Regions from separate parts of the Mus musculus genome. Here region 1 is linked to region 2. A link is a loop called in an ENCODE intact Hi-C map of the cell type or tissue named here. Cell type or tissue: heart. All regions are shown on one strand. Region 1 has its middle 62 kb from the start of Gm14009. Region 2 overlaps Bcl2l11 (BCL2-like 11 (apoptosis facilitator)).

Evidence for each region. Peaks named below come from ENCODE experiments on the same cell type or tissue, not always from the same donor. Only the 100,000 strongest peaks of a DNase experiment are listed, where the experiment ranks them.
Region 1: it touches region 2 in a loop (2.1-fold over the local background); 6 of 42 quality-filtered maps call a loop at or near these places.

Annotation. Positions count from the first base shown.
Region 1 is chr2:128,229,500-128,234,499 of GRCm38, reverse strand. No RefSeq gene overlaps it. Among named protein-coding and RNA genes, the nearest start is that of Gm14009, 62 kb to the right of the region's middle. In heart, no CTCF peak of the experiment used is centred here; no DNase peak of the experiment used is centred here; H3K27ac peaks cover 273 bases.
Region 2 is chr2:128,134,745-128,139,744 of GRCm38, reverse strand. All of the region lies in intron 2 of Bcl2l11 (BCL2-like 11 (apoptosis facilitator)), which reads right to left. Among named protein-coding and RNA genes, the nearest start is that of Bcl2l11, 11 kb to the right of the region's middle. In heart, a CTCF peak has its summit at 2,633; DNase peaks (open chromatin) are centred at 2,024 and 2,494; H3K27ac peaks cover 3 bases.

The sequences.
Region 1 (5,000 bases), 95 kb before region 2:
CACATCTAGCCTGGTGTTTATTTATTTATTTTTTGGTGTTTATTTTTTTAATTGTGACAATATTTCGAGATGTATAAATAGGTCAAGTTTCTCAAATATAGACTTCTGTTCTGCACAACTTCTGATGTTCCAATTATTCATTAACTGAGTTATTAGGAAACAGTCCTTTATTTTAACTATCCAAAAACTGAAATTTGTTTCAAGATAATGCAGTGCAGGATAAATGCAGTTGTGATACAGATAGAGAGATGTGTTATGCGGAAGCCGACATGTGCTTGGAATGCTATATTTGAAATGTCAGTATGACTAGGCATAGGCAATGCACACCTGATAGCCTAGCACTTGGGAGGCTAAGACAGGAAGTTGGCCAGTGTTTGGCCAATTTGTGCTTTGCAGCACGTTTAAGGTCATCTGAGCTACACAGGCTCAAAAATAAAACAAAGTAAATGCACCACACACACACATGTACATGCACACACAAACAGGAGCACACACAGACACATGCACACACATGCCTCAAACAAAACAGAAAACAAAAGGCAACACCAGCAGAAAATGTGTCTTTAACTCTAAGTATCTGGCACACAACTGCTATGTTTCTTCCTTTGGAGATAAGATAAGAGGCCTGGTCACCTTGGTCACTTTCGAAGCTTTGATTTAGTTCTATAAAAATACTTCCAGGAGTTAGAGACCACATGAATCGGTTAAAGTTGATGTGCAGCGGAATCAGTTAATAATTTATCAATGCAAGTCTTCTGGCAGGCTAGATTTTTCTCAAAGAAGGGACCGATGGCAGGGGCGGGAAGGAGACCTTCAGGAGGAGAGTGGGAGATGAGCCCTGAGGCTGCCCTGGAGCCGTGCTTTGTAGATCGGCAAAGCATGTGTGCATCAAAGAAACAGAGTAATTGTGACATGTGAGCAGGGAGTTAAAGGTGAACCCGAAGTCCTCCTCAGCACACAGTGCCCCCGCTGTATCCCATCCCCACTCCTGAGGCAGCAACACTACAGCGGAAAATTCCACGACTTCTCAGGGCCAGGAGCCAGTCCCTCTAAAGAGCGCCCATTCATAAGCTTTTTGAGTGTCTGCTGAATTCCCCCATATTAGATCCTTAGAGCAATTTACAACTTGTTTAGATTTGATAACTAACAACTTGCAGGGTTTGGTGAGCGGTCATGAATGTAGGAGGTTACAGCAAATGCATGGTGGAAGTGGCCAAGGAAGGCGGGGCGGGGCAGGGTGGTGGTGGCATTTGACTGGCTAGTTAAACCTACCTGTTTGCAGGGACCATCTTGTTGAGAGGGTTTTGATGTGTTCCTTCCTGGTGTCCTTTTAGTTTTATATATGGCATGTTGGAAAAGAGGAGGAAACTCAGCGGCATTTGCAAAAATGGTGTGGTAGAGATCATGAAAAACCTTTTTTCTACAAAATGATGAGAAAGATAACTAAGACAACTAGTTTCAACCTTTCGAGAACTCCAGAGATTGGCCAAAGGCTTCCAGCCAGCCAGCAACAATTTAGATAGAATGACAGGATTTCACTAAAAGTAGTGAGCTTTCTAGCACACAACTTGCTTTGTTGCTCTCTCTCTCTCTCTCTCTCTCTCTCTCTCTCTCTCTCTCTCTCTCTCTCTCTCTCTCTCTCTCTCTCTGGTTCTGTCTGAGCCTTGCAAAGTCAAAAGTCCCTAGGAGAAACTAGGCCTGACGGCTCTCCGAAAGCACCACTTGCAAGCCTGTCTTTATTTAATCTAACAAAATTTCCTCGGGGCTAAAAGCTGTTTCCTGTAGGGCATTTGTTAAAAACACTCAGTGGGAATTGTTGGACGTCATAGATGGTGGAGGCAGAGGATGACAGTTGGAGCAATAATAAACTAAGCATATGCTTAATCTAAAGGCTAGCAGGCAGGATCTAAAGGCCACGAAGCCCTGAGAACTCCGGCATGTATCGTCTGGGGAATATAGAAATCTGTGAGCACAAGGAAGAAAAGCCCTGGGTATCAACAGAGCAGTGTGCATGCTCAAAAAAGACCCCAGAGCTCCTCACATGCCCCAGATCTCAGAAGCAACTCAGCAGTTCATTTGTTCTAGAACCTTAAGAAAACCTCCATCTAATTATTAGATGGCCTCTAAATTGACTCAAGTAGGAATTCAGTGGGGGCTTTATCAGAAGAGCTGGGCTGAGAGGTTGGAGAGGCTGAGAAGTCTCTCAGTCAGCTTGTTTGGAGAAGTGGTGGGGCAACGCACAACTCCAAATCTGAAGGCTTCAGAAATGTGGAAGCTGAGGGCACACCACTCACCCAAGGCTAAGTGCCAGGAAGTGGGAGAGGCACCTAGTACAAGTCCCAGCGTCCAAAGGCCTGAGTTCCAGAGGACAGAGAAAGAGAGATACCTTCAGTTCCATATGGTTCCTCTGCTAGTTGGATAGTGTTGGATAGTGTACATTCCCACGAACTGAAGGTGACTTTGACACAGTTCACTGATGCAATGCCAGTCTTCTCTGTGGACAGTCTCACACACATTCAGAATAGTGCCTGGCCGGATATGCAGATATCCTTTAATTTGGCCAGTTGACATCTAATACTAACTGCCACAGATATTAATTGAAATTCTTCAAGGAAACTGCTAAGATAATAATTTGAAAATTAGCACAATATATGCTAAGCATTCAAAATGGAATATTAAAAATGACTATTTAATACAAAACATGCAACAAGGGGGAATAGAAGGACAAAAAGCTTAAGATGTATAAAAAGAAATGTCAAAATAGCAGATGTAAATTCTACCCTGTGAATAGTTACAGTAAACTTAAATGTCTTAAATTTTCAATGAAAAGAGTTAAAAAGAAAGAATGTACGAAAACTATGATAGCAGCCACAAAGGGTGCAATTAGGTTGAAAGTAAAGTAGAAAATTTCAGGTCTACCATGAAAACAAAAACAAAAAGAGGAAGGTGGCTACACTACTGTTAGACAAAAGTGTTATCAGAGACAAAAAAGAGAACAATTCAGAACGAGAATCACCGTGGGTCAGTCCATGAAGAAGCCAAACCAGCTGTGAAACTGTACACCTCACACAGAGCCCCAAAACACTAAGGTGAAAGTCACCAGAAACAGAAATCATCATCCAAAAGCAATAACTGGACCCTGTAACATCCCAATGTTTGACAACAGAACAGATTGCATGCAGAACATTGGTGAAATGGAATACTTAGACAACGTGTAGACAACACTCTCAACCAAATGACCTAGCGGACACCCATAAGAAAGTTCCACTGCACACCAAAGTCATCTTTGCACAAGAGGCTCCAGGATAGGCATATGTGAGGCCATGAAAATGGTCCCCAGAGATCGAAAGGACTGATGTCATCAGCCACAGTGGTGTGAGTGAAGAAATCACATAGAAAGTAAACAGAGACTTTCCCAGAACTGAAATGTAAAAGCACTCTGAGAGATCATGCAGGAAAGTTTGAGCATGGTTTATGATAAATGAAAGGACCACAAGACGGAACTACAAGACATAGCAAAAGCATTGCTTGCATATCAATGTTCATGAACATGGACATTAAAACAACAACAACAACAAAAGGAGCTTAAAAATCAATAATTCATCTTCCATCCTAAGGAACTGGAAAAGAAAAAGAGAAAAAAATCTAACTAAAGCAAGCAGAAGAAAAAAATGATAAAGATCAGAGTAGAAACGAATAAAAGAGGATAGGAAAAAAAAACCTGAAAGCCAGACAAGAACACAAAGCTTTCAAAATGTAGCTTACTTGGCTGCACTAACTAGGGAGAAAAAGAGCAATCTCTTTACTGAAACGATGGAAGCAAGAACAATCTCAGGCTTTCAAAAAGAAATAACCATGAAGAAATACTATAACCTCGTCTCCGCTAACATGCCGGTAGCATGGAGGAAGTGGAATTGTTTCGAGAAAGACTTAGACTAACAAAACTAACTCCGGAAAATACGGGTGTGCAACAAAAAGTGAAGAGATTAAATTAGAACTTTTATCAACCAACAATTCCAAGCAGGGCACAGAATTCTATACCTGAGGTCTGAGCAATGTGAAGGCTGAGGCAGGAGGATCAGGAGTTCAAGGTCAGCCACAGCCTGGTGAACTTGAGGTGAGCCTGGGTTATACAAGACCCAGCCTTAACCCTTCTTTTCCCCCTAAAAAAAAATTACCACAGGAAAAACCCCAAACTAGATGATTTCAGTGGCAAATTATACAAAGGTTTTAAAAGAATAATTAACACAAACCCTTAAGACACTCTTTCAAAATGTAGCTTACGTGGGAACACTTTCTTAGTCATTCTAGGAGGCAAGTATTATCCTGGGGGAGGGGAGAAAGGGGAGGTGCAGGAATCGTGGAATCCAGGAATAAAAAGAATTATGCACCAATTCTGTGTAATCTGTACATAGAAAAATACTCACAGACCAGCTATCTAGAATATTTTTAAAAAGTATTACAACTTAATAACTCTGAAACTTCAAAAATGAATGAGACACCCAGATAGAAGTTCCTCTACAGCAGATATTCAAATAGCCAATACCACATTCTTACTCATCAGATAAATGCTCATCAAAACCACAAGCGAAATGCTGCCTCACGCCCACAAGGATGATTAAAATAAAAAGACAGACAATAATAGCAAGTGTCGGTGAAGACGTATAGAAATAATATCTCTTAGCACACTGCTAGGAGGAATGTCAAATTAGTTTACTTTGGAAAATCATTAGACATTGTGTCTGTGTGTTACACATTTGAGTCACCATGCCATGGCACCCAGTATTCCCTTCCTGTTGGGATACCGAAGAGAATTCAAAACACGTCCACACAGAAATGTGTGCACAGATGTGTACAGCATCATTATTTAATTAATCAGATAAAGAGATCTACTGGTCTGCTTTGGAGGCAGAACACACACCTGATGACACTGTTCAGCAACACTCTCTGTGGGCTTTGTGGAGCCTGGAATGTGTGATGCTAGTCTAGCACAGGGATAG
Region 2 (5,000 bases):
TACATCAGAAGGTCTCTCATTACGGCTTCCATCTGAGCTGTCCCCCAAACTCACACTAAAAGACATTAGACACAGGAGGTTATGTCCGGAGCCTGAGCTGCAGGGCCCACATCCAGGGACATCTCAGTCCCAGAAGCACAGGGGAAGCATGGCTGGGAGCCTGTTGGTGACAGACTACCTGGTTTCTTGGCTTTTTTGCTCACTTCCAGGGTCAGATGTCCTGTTCTCAAGGTGTACCGGGACCTCTCAACCCCCAACTCTTTTTGTTATTATTATTTTGGATTTTACTTATTTTTATTTTGCATATACAGGTGCATATGTAAGGAATGTCTGTTTGTACCATAAGCATGTGGTAGAGAAAAATGGGCATTGAACCTTCTGGAACTGGAGCGAGGTAGGGGGTGAGTCACCACATGGGCACTGGGAACTGAACCCCTAGTCCTCTGCAAGAGCAGCCAGTGCTTTTAACCACTGGACTCATCTCGCCAGCATAGTACCTTTCTTTTTAATAAACAAAGCTGCCACACTTCCCAAACCTGATCCTAAGCCAGCTCCTCTCATTAACATGCCTCGGGGAATAGTACCACCATAACAGACGGTGCCTCCAATCACGCCGTGCTGACGTCACTGCTCTGAACAGCACATGGCAGCACTTCACACTCGCCAGTTATGTCAGGACCCTGGGTGCTCCTGTGCCTCCATCTCTTCAGTCCTGTGCCACTAAGTCTTTGAACAGCTCCATCTCTGCCCACAGTCATTGTTTATGTTCAGAAGGTTACAGGCATCTGACTGCATCTTACTTGAATAAGCAAAAATAACGTCAAAACTCAATACAATAAATAGGGTTGATTTTGTACTTGATTTAGTACAAAAACCTGAAACCAATATCCTGTTCTAGCCAGACAGCGCATGTCATGATTTACTTCATTAATCAAAAGAACCACATAGGGATCCTTTAAACACTAGGGCTGCAGCTGTAGCATAGGGGGACACTCCTAATCGAGTGAGCCTAAAACCCTCGGTTCCACCCCTGGACCACAAGTACGGCCTGGACTGAAGACACAGCTCAGCAGGAGGACACCTACCCACTTGGCATGAGTGAGGCCTGGGGTTGAGATCCTTGCTGGTAGCTCACACAGACAACCCCAAACACTAGGAAAGCCTGGACTATAGGGTGTGTTTGAGGCAAACCTGAGCTATGTATGAAAAGTCTAACCCCAAGACAAACATGCAACCCCCCTATACATCAACACACTTAAAGACTCCAGAAACAAAGGATGCAAAAGCCCCAAGTTACAGTAACCTATAAATTGCTTCTAGACAAAAATCATATTGGGCCGAGGGTGAGGGAAGCTAAGAATTCACACTATAAAATAAAGACTCCTGGGTTTTCAGAGTTAACTATGGCTTCCTGTATGTAACTTAAAACCAGTGGCAGAAAACAAGCAACAATAATTTCCCCCTAAATTCATGTACGGTTCCAATCATGTTTTTATCCCAGTGACAACAGAGACCAAGACACCGGATGACAACAAGGGTCAACCAGCATCTACAAGTCACCCCTGGGCTTTTTTTCCCCCCTTTTTTTGTTTTTTCTTCTAATGAAGGCCTTAGTTACTAACTTAGCATTTATAATAGCCATATACAAACTGAAGCAGTAATTCAACACAGATGTACGGTCGTCGCGGCTAACTCGCTGTGAGGACAGACAACGAAAACTTCCCACTTAACACAGGCAGCTGCTTCCTTTATACCCATCTTGTGGGAAGAAAAGAATAAGCCTTCTACCTTAATTCCAGACACTGCTTTGCATAACTGCAAAGACAATCACTGTGCTTGGACAGTTAATGGTTTAAATGTCTGTCTCAGCTGGGCTTTGAGACTCTTCCCCCAGACAACCCCAGAAGCATATTATTAGACACATCCAGGCTGAAGGTGACACCTTTCCGCGAAGAGACACAACACAGGCCAATGCCAGCCAGTCCTGTACCAACAAACAACGACAACGACGATGACGACCACGACAACAACGACGTAGGAAGAACTAAACTAAACGCTGCTGTCAAAGAAAGCTTGCCAATTCTTGTGGTGACAGAGGGAGTATAAAATTAGTCAGAGAGGAGGCGAGAGCCAAGTTCCTTCACCGCTGACCTGACGGGCCAACTTTGTGACACTAGTCTGAGGGAGGCTGCAGAGAAACAGTCCAAAGTGTACAAATATAACATAACTGTGCTCCATGCCCCGCCTCCATACAGGTGACTTCTCAGTTGGGAAGACACCAGAATGAAATAAAGATCAAAGTTAAGAGTGAAATTTATAACCACGATTAATAGGTTTGTTCTGATTACAAATACTGGCTATGGCGACTGCAGGTGCAGGAAGACATGGAAAACGGCTGTCATCTCTGTGAGTTTATGGTGACAGTCCACTCATCTGCGCAAGCTCCTGACATGTCTCTCCACTCGCCCACAAAGGCAGGGCAGACACAGCTGCTGGCAGCTCTGTTGCACAAGACTCATGACCCAAGCAAGACAGTTCGAGGACATTCTGAAAAAAAAAATCCCCGGTGTAATGGAACAGTGGAGCGTTGCTCTCCTGTGCTCCGACCACTAGAGTGGCCTCCACACCCTCCTGAGTCAGGTAAGAGCTCCAGTTACCTTTCCTGATAATGGGACTATCATAGTGGAAAGACCAAGACTCCATGGAGGCGGGGTCACAGGCTAAAACTTTCTACCACTAGATTTCATCACAGGATCAGCACGGGAAGAGTGTGGACACAAAGCTAACCCTTAGCCCTTGCATTGTCTAGGCCAGACTTTCAGCTGAGAAAGTGCGAGGGGACTGCTACGGGACACATCACACAGGACAGCACGGGCTCTTCCTAAACAGTCCATCTTCCTCTTAAGTCACTGAGCTGCTTCGAATCCACACACGAGTTTAAGTAAAACCAAGGTTTGTATTCTCATAGACCCTTAACATCATATTCCTCCTAACCTCATTGTCACTATTTTGTGCTAAGAAATTTCTCAAGGATACAAAAGAAATCAACAAGAAACGAACCCCACTATTTGTAGGGCTGGGGAGCAAATCCAGGGCCTTGGACTTGATGACAAGTGTTATCCCACTGAGCCCCAAGAAACTCCCTTGCATTTTCTCTAGCACAGTTATGCTATAGAATAGTAACATCTAACACGGCCTGTACAGCCTGTATTCTTCATATACAAGCATTCCCAAAGGTCAAACAGATCCTTTCCCCTTTAAGACAGCACAATGGTTAAAAACACTTGCTTCTCTTATTTACAGAAGAAGCCTAGGTTGAGTTCCCAGAGCCCACATCAGGCAGCTCATAGCTGTCTGCACCTGCCATTTCTGGGGCTCCAATGCTCTCTTCACACACACACACACACACACACACACACACACACACACACACACACAATTACAGGCAAAAAAAAAATCTTTAAAAACTCTCAAATTTCTCACTTATTCTTAAATTGCTTATATTTAGATCTTTTAGGAGTAAGAACGGGGAAACTACACTCCATACCTGAAAGTATAATCTATTGATCGGTGAGGGGTGGGGTCTCAAGACAGCTGACAGCTGAAAACTGTTAGTGTTCAACCTGTTTCAACTTAACATGTACACTCATCCTGAGCTGAAACGGTTTTTATTATTTTTCAGTTTCAGCTTCAAACCCACTTTCATTCCTAAAGATGCAGAGCTAAGCCCAAGCATACATAGTAGACTGTACTGTGCAGAGGGCCAGGCAGCAGCGCCAATGACCGTAAGGCAAGGTTTCGTCATTAGACAACACACTCCCTAGCTTTAACATTAGGAAAAGGCAGAAAACAAAACAGACACTTCATGCCCACACCACACACAGTTAGAGTCGTGCCTCTAAATGGCTGTGGCATCAACTGTGAGCCCCAATCACACACACACACACACACACACACACACACACACACACACACACACACACGAGCCAGAAGGACATGGGTTCTAAGGGGAGACAAGTCATCAGTGCCACCCTCTCTTGTCTGGTTGGCAAAAGGAAAGGCCAGGGCAACAACAGGAGGAGCCCGCATCCCTTTATCATCAACATCAATCAGGGGACAGACCACAGCTCTCCGAAGAAACAAGGGGCTCTGGTCAGAGTTAGAGAAAGCAAAGTGAAGTCAGGGCTTCCCACAGACACCAGGGACTTAAGACTCATCCTAAGTAACACTCGGGGACAAAGAGGCCTGGCCTCTTAGAGACCTAAGTTCAGCTTGCCATTAAGTAGATGCTGTTTTATGCTGTGAATGCTGGGTTTGCCCAGCACGGGAAAGCCTCATCTGTAAGGGCTGGAAACTTCCTATAGCAACTCGAAGCTAAGGATAGCTCCTCACCTGGAAAGATACAGGGGAAGGGAGGCATTTTTTAAAGTCTTGACGATTCAGACAGTGGGCCTTCCAGTGATAAAAAGCATACCCCTTGCTTTGAAAAGCTGTTCCAGAACACTGACCCGCAGGGGAAAGTGCTTCTCCGCTTCTGTCTCGAGACTGTTCTTTTCAAAATACACATTTCTGAACTCTAGTCAAATTTCTGCCACAAATGGTCCGTCTCCAGCAGGTGGCCTAGGCTCAGCCCCAAGGCAGGCAGAGCCGGTGTGGGTAGGGTTTCCAGATGTCCCTCCACGGTCCAAAGATTTGCCAGAAAAGCCAAGGTTCCCCTCAGGGTGATGTTCAGGTCCATCAGCAGGCCTGCAGCAGGTTCACACTTCCCTTCCCACCCTATTCAAGCGAGTTTCTAGAAAATATTTTCCCTTTTTGCTTGTTTACTCTGGAACCAGAGGGCTTCTGAATTACCCAGCGTGACATTCCCACGACCACACTGCTCCCTGTGAGTGGGTTCCAGAAGGGCTGGTCTTTTCCACAGATGTCGGTCAGTAGAGAACACTGCATATCAGCCATGCCTATGACCAGCTGGGACACTTCCTGGGAGGCAAGGAGAAGTG